2 separate regions of the Homo sapiens genome follow, and region 2 is linked to region 1. A link is a contact called in ENCODE Hi-C or POLR2A ChIA-PET data. All regions are on one chromosome and are shown on one strand. Each heading gives the region's core, a stretch centred on a gene start or an enhancer-like site at or near the end of the contact. The rest is flanking DNA. Distances are from core to core; before and after follow the strand shown. Region 1 overlaps FRMD3 (FERM domain containing 3). Region 2 overlaps FRMD3 (FERM domain containing 3).

What was found. Hi-C counts contacts between places; a loop is a spot of excess contacts on that map. ChIA-PET counts read pairs that join two places held with the same protein, here RNA polymerase II (POLR2A). Pooled maps may share reads with other maps.
Region 2: a loop to region 1 is called in a map of PC-9, with 9 times the contacts of the local background. The contact joins two enhancer-like sites. A Hi-C loop is called at or near these places in 12 of 168 maps with a recorded cell type or tissue (HCT116, HepG2, PC-3 and 5 more), 1 of 37 single-sample maps with no recorded cell type and 8 of 50 pooled maps. POLR2A ChIA-PET finds 5 or more read pairs at or near these places in 2 of 52 experiments (OCI-LY7 and activated CD8-positive, alpha-beta memory T cell).

The regions. Positions count from the first base shown.
Region 1 is chr9:83,470,915-83,474,923 of GRCh38, forward strand. All of the region lies in intron 1 of FRMD3 (FERM domain containing 3), which reads right to left. Among named protein-coding and RNA genes, the nearest start is that of FRMD3, 65 kb to the right of the region's middle. RefSeq lists enhancers at 2,519-2,678, 2,729-2,818. Within about 2 kb of position 1,462, at least 9 of the 41 ENCODE cell types and tissues checked have a DNase peak (open chromatin) inside an H3K27ac peak, as active enhancers do; they include PC-3, PC-9, gastrocnemius medialis and 1 more, where a contact is called at or near this core.
Region 2 is chr9:83,431,066-83,435,028 of GRCh38, forward strand. All of the region lies in intron 1 of FRMD3 (FERM domain containing 3), which reads right to left. Among named protein-coding and RNA genes, the nearest start is that of FRMD3, 110 kb to the right of the region's middle. RefSeq lists a silencer at 1,209-1,503. Within about 2 kb of position 1,291, at least 22 of the 41 ENCODE cell types and tissues checked have a DNase peak (open chromatin) inside an H3K27ac peak, as active enhancers do; they include PC-3, PC-9, gastrocnemius medialis and 1 more, where a contact is called at or near this core.

The sequences.
Region 1 (4,009 bases), core at 212-2,711:
GCATTTTCCCCCATCTGTTTTAGTTTCTAAATCTTTAAAACTAATTAATGGTTACTAACAAAACATAGAAGCAAACAGCAGTAGAGAACAATTTAATGGTCCTGCCTCAGTACTAGAGGAAAACTGCTCACAGCTAACTCTGTCTCATAAAACTCCAGTTTTAGGGGGGAGAAGGTGACATCCCTCTGCCTCTAGACAGGTGAGAGGAAATTGAGAATAAAAGATGGACCAACACGTACTCCCTCAAGATGATACACTCAGAACAGATTTGACAGCACAGAGAACGGCTCTGGCCTTCTGCTCTGCTGGTCAAACTGGCACAAATACTGAAAAGATGAAGCAGGAAAAAGAAATTGAAACATTCTGGGCAACTTGTAAATTCCTAGGTCTATCAGGGAGTCTAACAACCCATTAGGCAACTGGAAAAACAGGCAACTATCTTCACGGCTCTGCTCCATTTTCTCATATCAATATCTAGCGTTACACAATAATGCTCAGCAGATGACTGAGTTCCTCTTTCACCATTTTGAGCTATCATTCACAAGGGAAGGGCATGAGGACACAGTTGCAGGTCAGTGAGGGTGGGTGGGACACCGGCTTGGGAAACTGAATGCAGGGAGGCAAGGCTGGATGAGCAGGTCCAGGAAAGCCCGTACTGCTCCACACAAAGGAAGAGAGAGCATCAGGAAGAACAGGGACTCATCCTCTCCCTGGAAAAGGGCTAAAAACCAATCATTGCAAATTCACCTTGTTCAAAGCTTCTTTTCTGACCACAATGGGCTAGATGGTCTCTGAGAAGACCTGGGAGGTTTATTTTACCAACAGAAACATTTGTATTTGTTTAAGTGGTGAAGTATGAAACCTCTGTGATGAAATGGCTGCTGTTTTACTGACTGAACCCAAAATTCTCACCAGGGAGCTAGCAATGGCGTCCCACACTGGACTTGGAGTTGATCTGGACTCCAGCTCTGGGCCTGTCATTTCCTAACTATGTAACTTTGGGCAAGTGTCCTAACTCATGTGAGCCTTGTATCCTTAAATCCACCTAAGAGGCTTGTTGAGGTTTGAATGTGAGAATACAAGCAAATCACCTTGTATAGTGACAACACAGAGCAAGGGCCTCGTGAACATTCATTTGCTCATTCATTGAAGGGACTAGGGTGCTACCAGAGATGCCACTGGGAAAAACTCCATTCCCAGCCCTATTTTCCCCAGAACTCACCGCTCAGATTTTAGTAAGCATAGTGCAAAAATAGTGGTCCATGGTCAAATAAGTATAGGAAAAGCTGGAGTCAACAACGTCAAACTAGTTTGCTCACTTGCCCAAGAGCCATAAATAAGCTGATGTGTGCTATGAGCTGCAGAGAAGATCAGGGTGAGGGAAATAAAACCTGCAGCATTTCTCAAGCATAATTCTTCAAGGAACATCTGTTATGACACACACGTGAAACATGCCCCCAAAGAGTTCAGGAAACGCTCATCAGGAACAAAGGTTAGTAATACATGGGAGTGAGTGGCTCACCCAGTCACCCCATGGGATCTGACATTTCCTGACTGGTGTTTACCTAGGTGACAGAGGAGACATTCTGGAGCCAGAAACAATGATAATGCTACCAGGAAAGTAGAACACCACCCAAAGGAACGCCACACCAGCCCAGCCCAGCTCCTCCTCACTAGGGGCCAGCACAATATCCATTCGGTGACTTTTATTTCATGAGAACATATCTCTACCTTTATAAAGCATACTGTCAACAGAAAAGTCAGATTTTCTTACTGAAAGAATCACTTTTTGTGTGAATGGATCAATTTTTCAAAGTGTGAAAACCTGTGCCATGAGAGTTGACTCTGCCACCGATGAGAAGAAAGGATTTGGGGTTATTTCTAAATTTCTCATATAAAATATCTTTTTCGATAGTTTTATGCTGGACTACCTCAAATGCACATAATTTATACTTGCATAAAATGCCAGTAGGCTTTCCTCATAGGCAGTCAAGTCACGAGTGTTCTTTCAAAACTATTCTCTAATCTGCCTCTTCATTTCCCTTCTACAGCCACCAACCCTGCCACACTCACCAGGATTGTGGCGAAACCTCCCAGGCTCCATGCTTACAATATTTCCCCTTCCAACGCTTTCTGCATCCTGCCAGTTTAACCTCCAAAATCAATCATTATTATATTCCTCAAAGACTTAGATGTTCCCCCTTTGTATATGGAATACCCAAACTCAACCTGGCTACTGGCATTTGAGCTTTCTCTCCCACAGGACTCCAGCCCCTAGACTCTTACACCGACATCTCAAGCCCCTGGCCCACCTTGCCTCTTCCCAACCCCCTGCCTCTGTGCACACCAGTCTCCCTGCCAAGTTTGTCCACCCACTCTTGCCAACTCTAAATCCACAAGAACTCCCAATACTTAGGTCCACAGAATCATTCCACATGACTCCGGTCCAGTCCTCCCCTCACCTACCTTCCACAGCAGGTTCTGTGCATTCCATTTAGCCCTTCGCCTTTTATTAACTTCTGTTGCTATTTAATTGTTTCTACTAATATTTCAATGTTCATGTGTCTTTGACTTTCCCCACAAGTAAACTCCAAGTTTCGTAGAAACAGAAAGTACATCATACACTTTCTATCTTAGAAACAGAAAGTACATCATACACTTTCTATCTTAGAAACAGAAAGTACATCATATTTTCTATCTTAGAAACAGAAAGTACATCATACACTTTCGCCAACAAGAATAACATGGAGAGGAGGAAGAGGGCGAATGCACGGGCTAGCTAGTGAACTTAAGTAGGAAAATTCACCCCCCATGAAGGAAAGCATTTATGCCAACGTCCACTTTCCAAAGACATGGGTCTCCTCCCTCATAAATACCACAAGGAATGTACCTTGCCCTCCTTCAAGTTCCAGGCTCATTACTGGCAGAGAAGGAAGCAGGAAAATAAATAAATTGGGGCAGATGTAACTATACCAGATAAGACAGTAAGGTGATGAAATCTTACAGTCATAAACTCCTGCTGAGGTTAACAACTTCTGGCTCTAAATTTTCTTTCCTTTCTTAGAGGTTGTGACTGAGGAGAACTTATGTTTTTGCATTCAATGCTTTTTTGAGAAAAGGGGACACAAAACAAGGAGCTGTGTACAGTATGTGCATTTATATACATACACATTATCTATGCATATATATAAATGCAGAAAAGTAACATGAAAAACACTTCAAAAAATCACTACCGCATCCTTCAAATTTGCAACCCCTCAAAAGTACAGAGTATAGCAAAAACATCAGCATGACAAAGCCACTAGAAATCATCATGGCCTTCACTTCCTTTGTGGAAGAATTACTGTTCTTTCTTACTATCTGGAAGATGAAAATAGGGATCTGAGCCTCCTGAGTTATTGTCTCTATCATTTATTTAACCCTGTTCCCTGCTAAATAAAGCAACCATTCTACATCTGATAACATCAATAATATTCAATTCACTAATTGTCAAGTTTCTTCCTCAGAATGCAAAGCAAAAAGTTATGAAAAATCAAAGGTTCTTGTGGGATGAGCAGGGAGCAGACTAGACTGCAAGGCAAACAATGATCTCTCACCTGCACGTTTAAATGACACCTGTTTCTGGGGCACTGTGATGAATCAAAAGCAAGTCTCCTTACTTAAATTTTAAAGCCTAAAAAACAGAGAATACATGTCTCATTCCAGCAATAATAGATAAGCATATTTTAAAAACTGGATAAAATTTAAACATTAACATCTCTTTGAGGGCATCTAGGTGTTACCAAGACAACCATAACCTGAAAGTCCAAACTCCCAGAGTAAGGACACACAGAAGCCACCCAACACTCTCTCCCCACCACCACCACTGAGGTATTTACTGATGTGTAAATTTCACAAGCAGAAAGGGAAGCAAAGGAGAAAACAGCTGCTAGAGGGATGATAAACTAAGCACAGCTGTCCCCACTGATGAAGAGACAATAATTGGAGTTCAGGGCCTACCAAAGTGGAC
Region 2 (3,963 bases), core at 41-2,540, 40 kb before region 1:
CAAAACATCCTTTTAGGTGAGATCCATTGGCCCTTTATTGAACTCATGGAAGGAGCACGTTCATTTCAGATTGTACATTTCCAGCTTCTTGGGAATGTCCAATAGCGTGGATGTTTGAGAACATCAGCCAGTTCAGATGTACGCCTTCCCTCATCTAACTAGTCTCCCTGCCATAAATGAATATGACATTGGTATAATGTATTTCGTGTTTTGCACAATGAAACTAGCACCACATGTGCTTCCAAATGCTCATTATTCCCATGTGGATAATTTATTCTCCTACATTTTCAGGGATATGAGTTAGAATGACTTGTTATGCCCTCCAAAATCATCTTTGTTTTCTTAAAAATGCTAGGACAAACTGAATTAAAATCTAAAATTTTTAATTTATCTTAATTAATACTCTAGCCTTTCCTTCCTTATTCTATTCTGATTTTTTTCCCTATTCTAACTTTTTACTTTGTATTTCACAAGGTATAATCTTAAACAGTTTTGTGGTTAAGTTTAGCGTTTTTTTTTATGAGATGAAACATTTGACTTCTCTGCTATTTTAGGTTCTGAGAGTATCAGCTTTTGCTGAAGGTATAAAGGTGTCAAAAGTGTCACTTGTCCTTCTCTTGTCTCTGATTTGTTGACCATGAGGCCCTTTTTAACTTCCCCAATTGCAGCTCCCTTACTATTTTGTCTTCTCCAGTTTTGTGCCTGCACTTGGTGTTATTTTTCCATACTCTCACCTCCTGACCTGGCCTGAGTTCTAGGTGGAAGTTTCCATTTGCCTTTCAGGAATGAGCTCTTATCAAAAGATCACTAACTCATAAACATGCTTGCTTGCCAGCTGCTGGCACAGCACTCTGCAGAGAGAGGACACTTAGTTCAATGTGGGACTTGGGCTTCTTCAGAGAAACCCTAGCACTCTTCAGAAGGAACCCGTGGCAGCTCGAGGCATAGACAATCCTCATTAGGTACCCAATATTTATTAACTAAACTCTTCACCCAACTCCCTTCCCTCATTGCATTCCCAATCTAGTGGCTGGAAAGGACACTGCCACACACCTGGAAGCAATGGACTTAAAACACGGCATTGCAAGAGTCTTCCCCACATCCGGCCCTCTGGATGCCTAGCCTTGTCCCAGGATGCTGGTTAACTTGTATGATGACAGGGAAGGATGGGCTAGAGTGATATTTTAAGTGCAATCTCCTCCATAAACCACTTCTACAGCTCTGGCCTTGCCACTGAGCCAGGAGCCAAGTCTGCCAGGTCACTATGTTTCCTTTGCCCCAAGGAATCCAGGAAAATACCGAGAGCACTGCCAGATGGCAAGCAGCCACCAAGGCTGCTGGGTGGCCCGGGAGGAATGTGACTGTGTGTCCTTTGTGTGGTGTGGCCCCCTCCCTCAGCCTGGCCAGCCTCTGCTCCCCAGCAGTCCACGCACATTCCAAGGTTTTATGTGTGCATTTCAATGAAGCCCAGCACCCCACCACAGAAAATGTCACCACTGCCTCAGGCCCTCCGGGACTTTTAAAGCTTTGAGCCCAGCAGGTTAAACTTATAAAACAAAGGTCATAGATCACTCATCCAATGCCTGAATAAATATCTGTTTGTAAGTTCAATATAAAAGGAATATAAGTTTAATATGAAAGGAATTCTTCCATTATCCTTTTTTTCTTAAATAGATTTAACAGATTTAAAAAAATTTTAATTTCAATAGCTTTAGAGGTACAAGCATTTTTGGTTATGTGGACAAATTATATAGTGCTGAAGTAGGATTTTACTGCACCTGTCACCCAAGTAGTGTACATTGTACCCAGTAAGTAGTTTTTCATCCTTTACCCTCCTTCTGAGTCTCCAATGTCCATTATACAACTCTGCATGCCTTTGCATACCTATAGCTTAGCTTCCACTTATAAGTGAGAACTAGGTTTTTGGTTTTCCATTCCTGAGTTACTTCACTTAGAATTATGGCTTCTAGTTCCATCCAAGTTGCCAAAAAAGACATCATTTTTTTCTTTTTAGTGGCTGAGTAGTATTCCTTGGTGTATATATACCACATTTTCTTTATCAATGCATTCATCAGTTGATGGGCATTAGGTTGATTCCATATCTTTGCAATTGCTTTTCATTCTTAAAATGTTTCCTTATTATAAAAAAATCTCAAGAGGCTAGGAAGGCAATTAATGCATGCTTAGTTCATGATATTAATAAAGAACATTGGTGGAAGTGAAACTTCACCACATCATAAAATTCTGCATGCTCAGGGATCATAACGGAAGCAGGAGGTTAGGACACCATAAGAAAAAGAGAAGGGGGATTAGGCCTTCCCACAGAACTATGCCTTGTCCCTCTCATGTTTTCCTCACAGGCAAACTCTTCAAAGCAGCAGTCCCCAACCTTTTTGGCACCAGGGACCAGTTTAATGGAAGACAATTTTTCCACGGATCAAGGTGGAAGTGGGGTGGTTTCAGGATGACTCAAGCACATCACATTTATTGTGCACTTTATTTCTATTATTATTACATTGTAATACATAATGAAATAATTATACAACTTACCACAATGTAGAATCAGTGGGAGCCCTGAGCTTGTTTTCCTGCAACTAGACAGTCCAATCTGAGGGTGATGGGAGACAGTGACAGATCATCAGGCATTAGATTCTCATAGGGAATGTGCAACCTAGATCCCTTGTATGCACAGTCCACAATAGGGTCTGCACCCCTATGAGAATCTAATGTCACCACTGATCTGACAGGTGGCAGAGCTCAGGTGGTAATGCCAGCTATGGGGAGTGGCTGTAAATACAGATGAAGCTTCACTTGATCACCCACCACTCACCTCCTGCTGTGCAGCCCGGTTCCTACTGGTCTGTGGCCCAGGGGCTGGGGACCCCTGCCTTAAAGGACTTGTGTCAAAAGTCACCATCTTGCTCTATTCTGCAAATTCCCTCTTGACCACCTCCTCTTTAGGGCAGCAGAGGGCTTCCTGTCTGGAGCTCCAAGCCTGAAAGACATCTGCAGGGAGGCACAGTGTTTCTTCATAAACTTCCTTCCTCAAGCTCACAGGCTTGGCAGTTTGCTTAGTAAATATCAAATTCTCCCCAAACTAAAAAATAAAGATTGCTCCTGGCTAGGTGTACCTTGACCACTGGACTCTCAGTCCTCTGAGCCTCTGATGGAGTTTGAGGTCACTTTTAGGAGACTGTGCCGTGGTCTCCACAGGCAGAAGAAAAAGAATGTGGCCTGTTCTGCAAGGCAGTGGAGTTAGACACAGGGGGACTTCAGTTCACATCCTGGCCCTGGCCCTTCCTGGTTGTGTCACCTGGGAAAGGCCACTTGGCTCTCTGAACCTTGGTTTCCTTGACTGTGAATGGGGACAAATGTCCAACACTAAACAAGAGGATGCACACAAAGCTCCCAGCAGCCTACCTGGCCCATGGCACTCACAAGCCCAATAAACCTAAACTCACCCATCCCTTCCTGCTTACCCAGCAGTAGAACAATGGGTTTTCTGAATCATTAAGTCATTTTAACAAGCTTTTAAAAGCAAACTAGCTCAAACCAAAGGAGACACAGCCCATGCTTATCAACAGTCCTCTCCCAATGTCTTAAAGCCTTGGGATTCTCATGGTTTCCAGTGGAGGTCAAGGAGAAAAGAAGTGTTGTAACATGATCAGAAATGTATGGCCTCCCCTTTAAAGAGGAAACTATAATTAACAGAAGATGCCAACATCTGAATCTCTCCCCTCCCCCACCCCTCTGCTTTTTTTTTTTTTTTTTTTTTTTTTGAGACAGGGTCTGGCTCTGTCACCCAGGCTGGAGTGCAGTGGCACGATCTCGGCTCACTGCAGCCTCTGCCTCCTGGGTTCAAGTGATTCTCCTGCCTCAGCCTCCTGAGTAGCTGACCACAAGCACACACCACCACGGCAGGCTAATTTTTGCGGGTTTTTTCTGTAGAGATGGGGTTTCACC